Linked DNA regions of Homo sapiens: region 2 is linked to region 1. Evidence: chromatin loops called from intact Hi-C (ENCODE). Cell type or tissue: PC-3. All regions are shown on one strand. Links, peaks and the distances in the headings refer to the core of each region. The heading gives the core; the rest is flanking DNA. Region 1 overlaps LOC105372089 (a long non-coding RNA gene). Region 2 has its middle 70 kb from the start of LINC01601.

The links. Hi-C counts contacts between places; a loop is a spot of excess contacts. Peaks named below come from ENCODE experiments on the same cell type or tissue, not always from the same donor. Only the 100,000 strongest peaks of a DNase experiment are listed, where the experiment ranks them.
Region 2: a loop joins it to region 1, with 4 times the contacts of the local background. A loop is called at or near these places in 7 of 110 quality-filtered maps.

What each region holds. Positions count from the first base shown.
Region 1 is chr18:44,650,357-44,658,700 of GRCh38, reverse strand. It overlaps LOC105372089 (a long non-coding RNA gene), which reads left to right. Exons shown (of 4, transcript XR_935417.3): 4 at 1-252. Among named protein-coding and RNA genes, the nearest start is that of SETBP1-DT, 25 kb to the left of the region's middle. In PC-3, for the core only: no CTCF peak of the experiment used is centred there; DNase peaks (open chromatin) are centred at 3,950 and 7,060; H3K27ac peaks cover 857 bases.
Region 2 is chr18:44,597,575-44,605,918 of GRCh38, reverse strand. No RefSeq gene overlaps it. Among named protein-coding and RNA genes, the nearest start is that of LINC01601, 70 kb to the right of the region's middle. In PC-3, for the core only: no CTCF peak of the experiment used is centred there; DNase peaks (open chromatin) are centred at 2,878, 3,368 and 4,288; H3K4me3 peaks cover 363 bases; H3K27ac peaks cover 2,317 bases.

The DNA.
Region 1 (8,344 bases), core at 273-8,272:
GAGCCGGGGATTTCTGGAAGATGTGGAATGGGAGAAAGCCTGAGGTGGTGATAAGCCAGCAGCTTTCCCTGGTGCAAAGCTGAGCAGGTGCACAGCATCAGGCCTGATTTGGGCTGCTCACATCCAAGCTTCAGACTCTCTTAAGATGCTTTTCTGGGGAACACATTCTTCACTCTCCACTCCCTTCATCTGTACTTCATTGTAAAAAAGGAAGTTAAACCAAAACGAAATAAATGTTAAGATAGAACCTCAGGATTCTAACCATGATACTTTTGCTTTACTGCTCTGATGTGATCATTCTAATGCTTTTGAAAGATTCATGTATTGATGTTTGATCTATATTTGAAGGAATTTGCTTCTACATTGCAAAGTTGGTTAATTTGTTTATCCAGTTTGCTATGGATGGAATTAAGCGCCCCCTTCCAATACCCACATTGAAGCTCTAATCCCTATTGTGACTATATCTGGGCATAGGGCTTTCAGGAGGTAATTGAGGTTACACGAGAACATAATGGTGGAGCCCTAATCTGATAGGGTTGGTGGACTTCTACGTAGAGGAAGAGCCAGAAATGTCTTCTTCCCTCTCTTTCCGCCACATGAGGACACAGTGAGAAGCTGGCTGCCTGCAAGTCAGGATGAGAGCCCTTATCAGACATCCAATTCACCACCACACTGATCTTGGATTTACCAGCCTCTAAAACTGTGAGAAAATAAATTTCTGTTGGTAAAACCGTCCAGTCTTGTTTTGGCATCCCAGGTTTACTAATATGTAATTTCCTGGGACCATTTATTCTCAATTTAGGATGAATTTGGCTATTTAGTTTCGAAGCCATTTCTGTTTCTCTCATGAGCTAACTGCTTATACTATTCAGAAAACAAGAGGATGGATAATGGTTGATTCTGTAGCTGGGTATCCACCAGAGTCACATCATTTGACAAAGTTTGCCTAGTGATAAGTGTGGACGTAGGCCTAACACTCTAGCCTGCTGAGTCCTATCTAATGTGCTTGACACTATGCTACAAACTTAGATATCATCAAATCCAGAACTTTGTCCAATGGGTGAAAAATAGTCTATTTAACCACAACTCAGAATCCAGAGAGGATAAATAATTATGATTGTGCTAAAAAAAAATGATTTCTTCCTATAAAGACAAAACAAAGCCCTACCGTCAGCAGAGTCAAAAGGCACATGACAGGTTAGAAAAAAATATGTGGCCTCTTAGACTAATAACCTGACAGGAAAAAGGGCAAAGCAAATGAATAAGCAGTTCACAGTTAAAGAAATGTGAATATCTTAAATATATGAACAGATTATTTGTATCCCTCATAATAAGAGAAGTAAGTACAAATTTAAATTTTACTGAGATGTTATATTTCACTTAACAGATAAGCAAAAATCAAAACATTTGATCCATTTTACTGCAATGTTGTGGGGCAATGGGCACTGTCACTCATGGAAAATTGGCACAACTCTTTTGGAGGGCAATTGAAAAATATCCAAAATTACAAATGTATGTCCTTCTGACCCAGAGTTTTATTTGTGATAATTGATCCTATGGCTTGCATAAGTCCAAAATAACTTTTGTTCGAAGTAATTCATTTAGGCTTGGTTTAGAGGAACAAACAAATGGAAACAACCCAAAGTTGCATTGAGAGACTGTTCAAATAAATCATGGTATCATCATAAAATAGAATACACTGAAACCAGATAGAAAAGAATGAGGATCCTCTCTATTTAGTGATACGGAAAAACCTCCAAGGTATATTGTTAGTGAAGTAAACAAAGGATATATATTATGCTATCTTTCAAAAACACAATGCTTACATCGACCTACACAAATACTGGAAAGATATACAAGCTTGTCAGTGACCTATGAAGGTTGTTGGATGTGGGGCCAAAGAAAATAGGTAAGGGAAGGAGACTTTTAACTCTATACATTTTCTCAAATTTCTTGTTTGCTTTTTGAACCATGTCAACATTTACCTATTTATAATTCAATAAAAAATAAATAAAACACGCACACATAGGGCAAAATCCATGAGGGGAATCCAGAATTTCCTCAGTAACCTGTGCTACTCTGTTCTATTTCCTGATATCAAGAATTTCTTCTATTTCTGATATAAAGAATTATTCTTCAGGAGCTTCAGAATAATAGCTTCACTTGGCAGTTTTAAAAAATACATATAAAATTTTTCCAACATAAGGAAATGACAAATGTTTGAGATGATGGATAACCCAATTACCCTGATTTGATCATTACACATTGTATACATGTGTTAGGATTTCACAGGTACTCCATCAATATGTACTGTTATTATATATAAACTAAAAATAAAATCCATATACAACAGTTACTGCATATTCTGAAAGTATAATATTTAAGAGGTTTGGCTAAGAAACTGGAAAATACAATCCCAAATCTTGTCACAGTTTAAAATGTTTTCAATTACTATGTGTGGCATCGTACAATGGAAATAACACAGGCGTTAGACACAGCCACATTTGGGTTCAAATCTCATTTCTGCCCCTAACAAGCTTTGTGATCTTCCATGAATACCTTCATTTCCAAGAACTTCAGTTCCCACTCTTAAAAGTGTATTACCCATAGGAGCAGTACTATCTATTGAAATCATTCAGGTTGAAGAGCTGGCATTGGCAGACGTGTCATGGATGGTAGCTGTTATTAGATGATTACTTCCTTTATTGTCATTGTGAGAATTCAACTAAGTCAGTAGGTGCATGAAAAAGAAAGATAGTTTACAGAGGTCAGTTACGTCTTACCTATCTGGAATTTTACTGTCTCTAATCTCACTGTCAGAACACAGAACATAGAAACAGAAAGAAGCAAACAATTGTTCTTGGTAACAAAATGGATTGCACAAATATTTATATGAAAGTTTGAGCACTTGACTTTTTAGAAGCCACTTGAAAGCCCCCAGATAGCTGGTTAGGCTTGGATTTCATGGAAAATATAAGAGTAGAGTTAGAGGAGGGAATGAGTTAGTTAGATATGCTACTTAGTGAAAGCGACAGATCATGGCCTGAGAAAAGAACCATATAAAGTAAACACAAGAATGTAGAGCATGGTAGCTGAGTGCTTTTCTCCAGAAATACACATCTACATACCCAATAAACTATGATGACTTTGCTGTACCAGACTGCATCCTTAAAAAGTACTTATCCAACAGGTTAGAAAGGTAGAGAAGAATAAAGATTTTCATAAAAAGGTGGCGAAAACAAAAATAAATGATGTTTAAATGCCCAGTTATGTATAAGATTCAACTCTCTTGAACTCTTCACTCCTCTCATTTTTTCATAAATAGCTAAAATTTCACTGTATTCAGTACCCAAATGTTCGTTAAAAACAGAAACTCTAACAGAAAAATATGGGCTGAGATGAATAAAAACATTTATACATAGCTTGAAACAAGAAAGCTGAACAATAAATGGGATATTGTTCCTATGTGCTTATGGAAACCCTGGTAAACAAACAACCAAGTTACCTGTCTTGCCTTTGATTTAAGGCTTATGTATGCATGGAGTATAGCCTGTAATATTTTCCAGCAGGCTCTCTACTCAAGTTATTCCAACTTGTTTAGATTTGGTGAAATCCAAGAGCTAAACAATGACTTTTGCAAGTTGCAAATTGTTTTTAAGAGGAAACTCTTCAGTTGTTGTCTGTGTAGCTTGGTAAAGGGTACTCTCTTTTGAAGCTGGGGAAAAGAGGTCCTAATTCCTATTAAGCTTTTGTTTGCAGAGACACAGGCATGATGAGGGGACTTGTCCCCCAAAACTTTGCTGCCCTCTACTTGGGATAAGTACAATTCTCCTCAGCAACAGAACCACAAGGTATTCTGTCACATTTCCCAAAGAAGCAGCAATCGAACTTTCCATGCACCGTCTGCATCACATATTTTGTGGATGACATAGGTAGCTGTGCTCTTTTGTGTCAACATTCCTTCTTTATTATATGGCATGCCCTAGTCTCTCTGTAGTCATGCCACTACTGTGGCTACTAGCCAGAAAAATTACAGAACCGTATCTAAGAAACTTGTTTATACTGGAAAGAGACCAGTCATTTTTATTATCATCATACTAACAAAATAATAACAAAGAATCAAATCATGCTTGTTGATTAAATTCTACTTGAAGAACTGAGCACGGTTTGCCCTCTGTATTTGTAGGGGATTGGTTCCAGAAACCCCAGCAGACACCAGAATCAATGGCATAGGGCCGTGGGACCTCTGTATCTGTGAGTTTCCATCTGCAGCTGGATGTGAAACCTGTGGATATGAAGGGCCAACTGTACTGACCCATATTCTTTGGGGTTCTTGATTTGATGGTAGGGGTCATATGTGTGTTGGAGGCACTGGTGGGCAGGAAAAGGGAGATGTATCTGAATCATCTGGAGACTTATTCAATTCAAAGTATTTTTGCACATTTCTATGTCTTTCTCTTTATTTTTGATTTATTCAATTATGCCCTTGAAGGACAGGTTTTTGGATTTTGAAAAAAAAAGCTTCTCAGATGATTCTGATATAATAAATGTATAATAATAATAATAAGTAACATATAATGGAAAATTGTTTGTTTGTTTGTTTTTGAGATGGAGTTTCGCTCTTTCTGACCAGGCTGGAGTGCAATGGTGCGATCTTGGCTCACTGCAACCTCTGCCTCTGGGGTTCAAGTGATTCTCCTGCCTCAGCCTCCCAAGTAACTGGGATTACAGGCACCTGCCACCATGCCTGGCTAATTTTTTTTTTGTATTTTTAGTAGAGACGGGGTTTCACCGTGTTGGCCAGGATGGTCAACCAGGGTGGTCTCGTGATCCGCCCGCCTCGGCCTCCCAAAGTGCTGGGATTACAGGCGTGAGCCACCGTGCCCAGCTGTAAAACATTTCTTGAATGCTTTCCGTGTGCTGGACACTGTCCTAAGCCCTACTCTTTCCTGTGGTTGAGACCTTTTCTCTGTGATATGCATGCAAATTGGTACTATAGTCTAGAAATTAGCTACATGAGGTCATCCACATTCACTTTCTTATACCCTTATAATGTTGTATATTTTCCATGAGAAAAATCTGTGCACTGAAAGAACAATTTCCTATGTGCCACCATATGTGACTTTGGACAAAAAATATTATTCTAAGCCTCAGTTTCCTTATTTGTGGCAAATAGGGAGAATAAAAGCTTCTTTGTCTATATTGATATATTAATGTTTACTATAATGAGATGGCTAATTCAGAGTGTGGTTAAGAAAGACAGAAACTTAGGACATTAACTGGAAATCAAAATTTACAATCAAAGAAAGTTTAACTGAATCTAATTTGGGCTAAACACCATGAGGTACAAAGAACTCTATAGTATTTCCTTGCTTCTAATGTTTTCAGTGATAAACTACATGAAATAATCAGTGAACAAGAGACCTTTGTGTAACCAACATGGTGCTAAAATATGGGTCAAAAATTAGGGAATAGACAAATCTAAGACACTATTAGCAAAAATGTTTTAAAAAAAGGCAGATAGTAACATGGACTAGATTCATGAGAGAGGTGAGACGTGAGTTAGGTCTTGAAGGTAGCAAGGTGGAAAGAAAGAAAACATATTTTTAGTAGCTGCATTGGTGGAGGCAGGAGGGCAAATCTGGAGTCCTAAGTAATCCCAGTATTATGCTATAACTCTCAGAGTCAACCCTATACACAAAAATAGAGAACATAAATTCATCGTGACATTATGCAGTGAGCATCGTCTTGTGAGGGTTACAGTGTAAGTAAAGTATGTGCCTCTGTGTGATTTGTGTCTCTGGAGGAAGTCTCACCAGAGGCAAAAGGTCAGAATTATGTCGTGTAATTCCTGTGTCCTCATAACATCCAGTATGATTCCAAGTATATTGGGAGAAACTCGGTTCACATTTTAAGTGGGTTGGAGACATAAGGAGGTTTCATAGGGTTGGCAGGTGGGATAAGGTGATAGACTTGGAACCAGAAGTTGGAAAAACAGGGCTGTGCAGAAGGGGAGTGAGAACCTTCACAGAAAATTAGCTCTCCTAAGCTATTTTCCTAAGACAAGGTCTCTGTCACATATCTCTAAAACACCCACCTCAAAAACTGGAAAGTCTGTATCTTTTCTACCCACCCTTCCCCCAACCCCAAATTTCTTTCTTTAAATGTAGACAAAAGTTGAGGCTGAGCTCGTGTGATTAATACCAGCCTGTCTTGAGTGCACCTCCATCACCCCACGGTCTTCCCATTTTTCTTAGATGCTGAGAAAATGCTTTTCACAGCTATGATGACACAGCCAGAAATATCACCTTTTGAAGACATCATAACCGTGAGATATGACACTCTTTCGGCCGTTAGAAGGTTATTTGCTGTAGCCATTAAATACAGCCCTGTCATTCCCACTCACCTGAGCCATATTTCCTCCTTCAATAGATTATCCATAAATATAGGCTCAGGTACAAATAGAAATAATGAACATTCACAGATAAAGAAGACATGCACAGCCAAATCCTGCCTGAAGATAAGAGAACAGTCCTCCCTAGAGCAGGCTCAGCAGAGCCCAGAGGCCAGGTCTCCTGGAGGGGTCCCAGGGACTCAGGGCAATGTGGCAATGCAGAGTCCATGCCTGCTAAATTCCAAAGATGTTACAGACTGCCCACTTGGTACTCCAGCCTACTTTGTTGACATTTATTAATTAGAATTATTAGTAGCAGCTTGTCCAGAATTTAGCTTCAGTTAATATTAGTATTTTTAACAAGACATTGTGTTGTTCGTATAGATTCCATAATTTCCAAAGGACTAAACAGGTTTACTCGCTTAATCTAAGTAATTTTACATATTCCAGTCCAGATGCCTTATTATCTTCTGTGCGTTCAGCACTTTCTTAAGAACCTGATGAAATAAAATAAAAATGTAAAAAAAAAAGTGACAATTTAGCATCAAACTGTGCCAAAACTTTTGGCCTTACGCAAGAGTGAAACAACAACACTAAAACTAAATGCGAGACTGAGTAGCACTGGTGACTAATTCCGCAGGCATTTGTAGAGAAAGATAACCAACGATCTCCTGGGACTGATAGGACTTTAGCTGGGCCTTGGGAGTGGCAGGTATGCAAAGGGCCTTTATCTGGGTTCTCAAAACTTGGAACCCTGTAGAGAGTTTGGCAGATTATCGGTAGGAGTGAGTGGAAATTTGAGAAGGGAGGAATATCTCTGAAATGAATGGGAATATTTGCTGCAAAGTAATATAAGACCTAAATTGCTCACGAGACTTCTAGCATTGAGGAAGATAACCCTGGGCAAATTAAGTCTTGGAAATAATTTGTAGATTTGTGTAATACTGTGATATAGCGATTCCCAAGGATGATCTACAAACACAGAAACAACTTCTTCATAAGTGTTTGTGTACCCCATCATTAAAAAATATGTTTCACCCAATGAGAGAAAACCCAGGGAATACCATGACAGGTATGGGATTAGTGTCATTTTGTGCTTCCAGATAGATTTGTCTACCACGGAGTAAAAACATAGTGACCTATCTACAAGTTGTATTTTTGTCTATCGGCCTATGCATGAAGTTGATGCATTTGATTGGCCAAGAGGACTTGCCTCATGCAGAGGCTCCCAGTAAATAAAATGAGATTGCTTTTCATAAACATGCATTCATTTCACAAGCTCATACCTTCAATTAGTGAAATATTTTCATGTGCTAATGCCTCTGTTTTTAGAATAAAGTGTAATTAATTTTTAACCCTCAAAGTACATGACACACTTATATGCAGGTTAAGTGCTTTATGCATTTTCAACAGCTTCCAGATCTTTAGTGTATCATCTGAAGCTGTAACATACACATAAAATTCATATACATATGTTTATAAAAGTTCTTGCAAGGACAGAGAGAAAGAGAGAGAGAGAGAGAGACAGACATTTGTTCATACACATATTGAAAGCAATTTTAGTTTGAGATCTGGCCATAGGCTGCCAGGATTGGAAGAGAGCTACATACAACAGTGCGTGAAGAGATTGGGTTGGCCTGATTTTGACCCTCAACAGTCTGTTTGCACACAGTAGCTGGGAAGGTGCTTTTGAAAAGTAAGGCAGTTTTGTTAGTTGCCTGCTCAAGGCCCTCCAATGGCTTCCTATTGAAAAGGAAACAGTAGGTTAGAAAACAACCTAAAGTCCTCATCTCAGCCTACCAGACCCTTCTCCAACTGGCCCCGGTTACCTCTTATTTATTTACGATCATTTTTGTTCACTCCACCCTCACTGACCTTCTCGCTGTTCTTCAAAGATGCTTAGCGGGTTTCTGGCCCAGAGTCCTTTTCCTTGATGCTCTCTCTGCCTGG
Region 2 (8,344 bases), core at 215-8,214, 53 kb after region 1:
ATTGACACTTTTATACCCTGTTTAAATCTTTTTTCTTCAGAAATTAAAAAATAAAACCAGCGGTATCAGTAGTATCAATTTATAAATTGGCTATTTATATGGGCAAGGTAAATTGTTGGTGGTTAGAATACCATAATGATGTATATAAAGCAAATTTTCTATTTATTAAGAGAGAAGAATAAACAATATATTCATAACAATGAACAAACTTGGAAGAATAATTTTCTTTTCTGACTTATTTTTCCACTTCTCCACTTGGATGATTTCTTCTTCAGCACATGGGGCCTAAGTGATATGCTTTAGCATAGCCACATACACATATTCCTGAGAATAACAACATGAAGGCCAATAAAAACATAAAATTCATTTTTGTGGGAAGCTTGAAGAAGTTTTCATTATTGTACAACCAATTCGTGTCTATTGTTTGTTATTACATAAGTGTAAAATGAAGTACTTAACAAGGTACCTTAGCTGCATTCATGGAGTCCGATAATGAGAAAAGAGGTAAGTGACACTCCTCTCTTAAGTGTTCATTTGCATGAATGAGTAGACACAGGGGTTGAATAGTCTCCTGAGAAAAAGTCTTAGGGAATGAACATTCTGGATCCAGTGTGGTAGCTGAGGCTGGGGTTTCTTGCGACCCGCCCCTCTGGGAAATGGGGTGGGGTGTGTGTGTGGGTTGCGAGCTGTGTCACTAAAAGTCACTACACTTTAGCGTTCATGCCTCTTGCTTTGGGATCTACTGCTTCCCCACCCCTATCTTCAGAAGTGCTATAAAGTAGAAAGGGTGATCTTTCGTTAGAGGAGTTGCCACATGGGTTTTTGGCTGGAAGGTGCAGGAGGTCTGTACTAGGTCCAGAAGCATTGGGGCTGGGCACATTCCCACATGTCCTCCGGCAGCATCAGGCGCCAGAGCCTCATCCAACTCAGAGAGGCCACTCTGGGGAGCCACTGGGGCCTGAAGGCTGTGGATGATCTTGATCTGGCTGGTGGATTCTCGACATAGATAAGCCTCTTTAGTGATTCCAAGAATGACTTGAGGGAGGGGAACTCTGGAAAAGCCTGGGCTCCTAGCCATGACGACTGAGTTCTAACTGTGAGGTTGTCTGTAGTGCCCCATTGCGTTTGCGGGTTAAGAAAGCCACTCAGATTACCGGTAAATAATTAAATTATTCATAAACTAGCATATATAGAAGTAAACACAGATTCATTTCTACAAATCATTTAAATAAAATTATACATTCGGAAAATTTCAAGACCGCATCCTACAAATCTCTTTTAAAACTGTGCCAAATGCATGCCATTGCTAGTAATAGTACCTTTACTACCAGGTGCCATTATTAACTGGAGGTGCCAGGGGAACAAGAGAAATGGCAACACAAACATTAGTGGTAATACAAGCTGGGTGAAGTGGGGGGAAGGGAGAGTGGTGTAAGGGGTGAGTATGGCTACAGCTAGCATCAATGTTAGAGCGTGGTTGTAATAGGAGTGGTAAGAGCTTGGTGGCTTTTTAGTTGTTTCTCCATATCAGCTACAACTTCCTAAAAACCATTCATGTCTGGAAACATAAAAGAGGGATAGATAAAGGAACCATATTGAAAATGATGTTTTATTGGTACGGTTGAAGTTAGAAAATCTCGTTGGTTAAAATTCGTAGTTCATAGCTACCCTCAGTCCTGAAGAGCCAATGCAATACTAACAGCTCAGTCAGTTTCTTCCAGGGGAAGGAAAGAATTTCTACATTACTGGACTCCACGGGCACCTAGGACCACTGCCTACTATGCTTCACTCACCTGTCCATGTTTCTTCTGAAAACTGTGGACCAAAAGGTAACATGGGTTTCAAATTATTTAGGGTCTAATAAGAGGGAAACTACCAAATCAATCACTATACTGTGATTATACCCCTAAAATAAAAAATATTCAAAATAAAGGATGTGGTAGTGGAAGAATTTCAACGCACTGCTGGAGATAGATGGGACCTTTGTGTTGACACTGGCTATAGGATTTCTCCTCATAAAAAAATGTCATGAGGTTCACAGATGGGCATCTGGAATCTGCACACCAGCTTTTGTATGTATGGACAAATTTGCATTGTTCTGTTATGAGCAAACATATCTTTCATCATTTGTTCAAAGAAGTTTGTATTAACCTTTCTAGCTGCTACAACAAACAACTCCCAAAATTTCTGTGGCTTAAAGATGTGCTTTTCACTCATGATCAGCTCAGTTGAGTTGAGAAGGTTCTGCCTTTCACCATGGACTCCAAGTTCTTCATTTGGGCTGGGCATGGTGGCTCATGCCTGTAATCCAGCACTTTGGGAGGCCATGACAGGCAGATCACTCGAGCCCAGGAGCTCAAGACCAGCTTAGGTAATGTGGTGAAACCTCCTCTCCACAAAAAATACAAAAATTAGCCTGGAGTGGTGGCATGCACCTGTGGTATCAGCTATTGGGAGGCTGAGGTGGGAGGATAGCTTGAGCCCGGGAGGTCAAGGTTGCAGTGAGCCATGATCACGCTACAGCATTCCAGCCTGGGTGACAAAGTGATACTTTGTCTCGATACACAAATAAATAAATAAAGTCATTTTTTTGATACTTTGCATCCAGACAGCTAATGATAACAGACATAGAGTGGGGATGATTCTGTAGGACACTTTAAGGGCATGGCCTGGAAGTGGCTGATATCAATTTTGCCCACCTTTTACTGGGCAGAACCCATCACATAGCCTCATATAGATTAGAAAAAGTTAAAAAAAAAATAGTTTTCCTGGTGCCCAGAGGGAAAAATGAAATGTTTTGGTGAACATGTAGAATGATTTCTGCCATAGGTTTTATGACTCATGAACGGTTAGGAAACATTGCCTTGGGCATTCATGTGTGAAAGGGTATGTTTTGCAGAGTATCATGATTTAGTTTGTCAGGCCAGCTGGGTCACAGGGGAGTTGTTAGAAAGGAATCAAAGTGGTAGCATATTTCTCTAAAACAATCTTGAAAGATTCTGATTTCTCTAGGAGATCTCTCCAGCAAGATTTGTAGGGCTTAGCATTCTATATTCTCCCAACACCTTTCATCACTAAAACTCTGGAGGAGAAAAAAATATCGGGAAGATTCCAAGTACTTGCCACTCTCTGGGTGAGATTAACTACCTTGAGGAACATGAAGAAGACATCTTTTGCAATATTTTTTTCTACAGTTTTGGAGGCCAGGGCGTGGGTCTAGAGTTAACTCAAACTTGAAAATGAGAATTGAACCATGCTTCTGAGAGTGCTGCCTAAAGGAAGTGAGGTGTTGTAACTTGGTTACTTGGCATTTGGTATTTGTCTCTGTTTGTTCCATAAAAACTTTTGAAAGTGTTGGCGGATGTAGCTAACATTTGGTCTACTGCTATAAAGGATGTCAAGACCTCCAGTCAGATTTGTGGTTTTCCATTAGCCCTTAGGAATGTTTCTTTTGAATGCTGGTAGCATATTCCACCCACTCTTTTTACACTGATCATAGTAAATATGAATTTGCTTTTATAAAGACAGAGTAGAGACCTAGGAAACTGAATTAATTTTAGCAAAATCAAATTAATTTTAGGAAAATCAAATCAGGAAATGAGGAAAATAACAATATTAATTTATAAGTGGGTATATATTTTCTATTTTTCTCATGTATAATGGTGAAGATTGTTACTTAGCTACTGCTTTAAACACTTTCTAGTCTTAGGATTAATATAAACCAATGATTTGAAAACCTTGATCACATACCGTAGCTGTAAAAATTGTGATCATAGATCTCAAATATATGCACATTTATTCATAAACCATATTCATGTGCAACTTTAATGATATATGTATTAGAAACCTATATAAAAGCTGGGTGTGGTGGTACACACCTGTAATCCTAGCACTTTGGGAAGCTGAGGCAGAAGAATCACTTGAGCTCAAGAGTTTGAAACCAATCTGGGCAACATAGTGAGACCCAAACTCAAACAACAAACAAACAAACAAACAAACAACAAAAACTCTATATAAAGATAAAAATTCAAATGGAAAAGATTACATTACTATATAAGTTGAAATTCCAGTAATTTCTTTCTACATTTCAGTGAGTGGTCTTGCCTACAATCTGGGTGTTTCTCACTTAAGAAGTTTGTTAACATAAACAAGACACTTAATGTAGTATTCTTTGAATCAGAGCTTCCTAAGCAATGAGCTAGTTGTTACTGTAAAACTTTGTTTTATGGGAATTCCATCTATATTTGTAGGATGCTGGATGCCACACAGTCATGCTGTTGAGATGGCAAGTTGCCAAATAGGCTCCTTTCAAGTCCTGAAGAAAAAAATCTTTCTTTCCCAGAAGGCTTTGTCTTTGACTCAGCTGCTGTCAATTCATCACATCTCTAAGTCTCTATGATACACAGAAAAATTAAGACCAACAATTTCTACTCCACCAAGGATAATTTAGAGAATCATAAACAGATTTCACTCTATTCACCTGAAACACTGATGGAGTCTGAAGCAAAAAGATGTGAAAGGTTGGAGAGGCTCTGTAAAACAAAACAAAACAAAACAAAACACAGAAAACACAAGAAGAGACTAATAAAAATTGTAAGAGCTAACACTTATTGAATACCCACTATGTGCTGGTAATTGCCATTGCTAAGTAGTTCATACACATCATGTATTTTCATCCTTAAAATAAACCAAGAAATATGTGCTAATTATTATCCTCTTTTTACAATAAGTAAACTGCCTCTAAGATGAATGGATAATGGAAAAATGTTTTGTTTCTGGAAAATAAAGAATGTTTAGATGACTTGTTAGTTGTTAGGTGTGCCCGTTTGTCGGAAGGGTTTCCTGTGCTATGTAGGAAGTTGGACTTGTTTATCTTTTAGATCCTTTTTGGTACTCCATTTCTGTAAATATTTTTGGACGTTTACTTTGTTCTTAGATCCTTTGAGATGCTTACCAAGCTCAATCTTGATCAAGTCACTTAATCTCAATGATTTTTAGTTTGATCATCTAAATTGGGGTTGCCCTAGCTGATTGGCCTGTCAGAAGTTCTCCTAAGAGTCCAACATGAGTGAATGTTTTGAGGACCATCAATGGTCTGTCTAACGCATCATCATCATTATTTTTTAAATGTGATATAATTTCTGTGTTGCAGGAATTTTCAGTTCATGAAGATATTTTACTTACAAGATAAAGACATGTTCATAAACAGGGAACAGATAATCCTTTTCAATGTTTTCCTATTTGAGTCATACAATCTCAGGTTTGGGACAGGGAAAGAAACCATGAATTGATGAGAGAAAGTGGTCCTAATTCCTTCATAGTGATTGTGATAATACAATAATACATGGAAATTGTAATAATCCTTTGTATTTATGGACACTTCAAATTTTCAAATTACTTATACATTAGTGATCTCACCTGATCCTCCTTTCGTTTCTCAGTTCCAGGATTATTTTTTTCCTTTAACTGTATTGACTATTCAGACACCTGCGTCTGCTGTTAGCACAGTTTTTGGGGACCTTGATAGCCCACTTAGGTGTCCCATTTTACTCCCTCAGCTTTCACTTTCATCACAGTAGTCCCTTCAGCCTACCCTCCTAAGTTTCTTTCCTTCCTTTTCCCTTCCTTCCCTCCCTCTTTTCCTCCATAAACATTTAAGAATTCAAGGGTGTTTCATATGCCAAGCACTATGTTAGATGCTAGAGATGAATAGTTAACAAGGGTCTTCAGTCTGAAGAGATCAATCTTATTGAGGAGATGGAGAAAAAAAAAACAGACAAGTATGCCGTGATGGTGATATAATAGTGGTGAACAAAGGAGGTTCTGAAGAAGGTCAGGGCAGGGAGCTGATTCTAACATAAAGAGGGAGGTCAGGGAAAACTTCCCGGAGGAGGCACACCCTGGGTTAAGTTGATCAGGAAGATTGGCAGAGGGGACAGTGTGAGTAAAGCCCGAAAAACCTGCTTCTTAGCTGCTCTTGGTTTCACTGAGGGCAAAAGAAAGAGTGCAGTGCTCTTGAGTTACAATGTTTCTGTCCTCAAGATCAGGGATTATTTAGAGTTTTGGCTTTAAAAGTCAAGCCATAGATCCTATGAATTCTGAGACTGACGCCTTGAGCTTTCTAGACCACCCTTCTCTTTTGGTCAGACCTGAGGTGCTGATGGAGCCACTGGCTCCTGCTACATCTCTGGGTTTGCCAGTGATTAAGGGCATTTTTGTCTGAGTGCCTAAGTGCTGGGGCAGACTGCCCAGCTTCAATGAATCGATGGACTAAAAATTGTCTTCCCAGCAGGCATTGCCAAGCAGCCTCCAGCCAACACTACAAGCAACTGAGAAAAGATCCATTGAGCTCAGCAGGAGGCTCTGTTTCGGCTGACTCAGCTCCCTGGAAGCACTTCTCCAGTCATTTATATCTCTACTTTTCCTCTCTGAGCTCCGCTCTGTATCTCTGCTCTTTGTGCCAAGCTGGGAGGCACTGAGGTTTCAAATGGCTATGCATTATCAATATCTCAGTGTGCTTCTGACAGGGCATAAAGTAGACCTGACCCAATAGTCCATTTTTATTCTCTATTAGTTTAATTCACATTGGGTTTGGCCCAAGTCATAAAGATTTTAGTTCAAGAAAAACATTTTACAAGGTGACGAATGAGATTAATCTTGCAAAGATCGTGGAAAATAAAATATTTGAATTGGAAAACCAGAGTTTAAGAAACATGTGAAAGGTCATACAACCAGCTGGTGGAGGAACTAGGTCTAGAACCTAAAATTAGGTAGGGCTTCTGGCGAACTTCGCTTTTCTACAAATTACTATGTTTTCCTTTTTTTCTAGAGAGTATTTTTGAAAATAATATTCTATTATAACTGCAACACTATGAAGTCATTAGGGCACATGGCAATGCTAAAACTTTGTTGATGAGGAAAATTGGGCAGACTTACCAAAGGTCACTCAAAGATAAGCAACAGACCTGGGATAGAATTATTTTTCTTTTTTTTTTTGGTGAACCACATTGTAGAATGACCTAGTTCAATAAATCAGGAGATCTGGTTTGAGAGATTAAGTTGGGGCCATTTTGGCCTCTAGTAAGCCATCAGTTTTGAGCAAGTCTCTTGTCACTCTGGTTTCCAGGATGTTCCTCGCCTGTAAAATGTGCAGATTTGCCCGGCTGTGGGCCTACAAAAAGCAGAATACTTAAAGCAGCCAGGCCTTTGGTGCTTTCTTCTAGGGGGCACCTGTGAGTCGGTTTAGCTGATGGCAGATACTCTGGAATGCTGGTCCACAACGGGGAACCCTTCTGATTGTTTCAGAGAACTTAGAAATAGATATTTTTATGTAAAATCTCTTTATTTTTAATTGTTGATGAGATGTACAAAATAAAACAAACAGTGTTTGAGCCAAAAAAAAAATGCCTGAGGGCTAGAAGTAGCTTATAAATTGTCTGTTTGCAATGTCTAAATGGCAAGTTCTGCAGTCTTGGTGAGTGTTAACACTCCGTGACTCCATACACCTTGGAACTCCTTCTAAGTTGTGTTCCTTCGAGTAACACAAAAAGATTACTTGATTATGTAAATGAGTGCTAAATTTCCTTGGAGCTCATTGTCATTCAAATATATCTTAAATACCTAGTAAATTGCTTTGAAGGAGTTTAAGTATTAGGTCTTAAAGATATGTAATGAAAAGGGAAACCTTGAAGTCCTCCTTTTTTTTTTCCTTTGGTGGGTTCCAATGAATAGATTTATTTTGGCTTTGAAATAACATTGCTCCTGCATTCCTCACTGTTGTCCTATGTCCTGGTCTCAACTGGACGATAGATTTTTTTAAAGACCAGAAACTGTTCTCTATATCTTTTCCTTTTCTCCTTGGCCAACATCATATGTGAACACAGTCTGAGCCTGGATAGTCACTCCTTTCCTTCCGGCCCTCTTTCATCCATTGGTGTTTGTTCCTGAATTATACAATGGTTCTCTTGAGACAGGAATAGTACAGGGTGGTCACAGGAGAATAAAAATTCTAGGCAATAGTTTAACATGACTAGAGGCTATGGGCTGATAAGACTCTGAAAAACAGGGTGTGGACCAAGTTGGCTAAGACTGACTGGACCCAACATGGCCGTGGATTCTACCTAGGTTTCACCTGGGACCTCACTATATGCCCATTAACATACAAATCACACACCGACCAGTGACATGAGAGTTCTGAGACCACACATATTTGGTGTAAAAGTGGGTAGCACCATGTTCCGAGAAACCTCTACCTTTTTCCAGGGATTTTCATAAATATTCAGCTCCTTGGTTAAAGAAACCCATAAAGGTAGCAGTCCTAAACTCCACTGTGGGATTCTCTCTT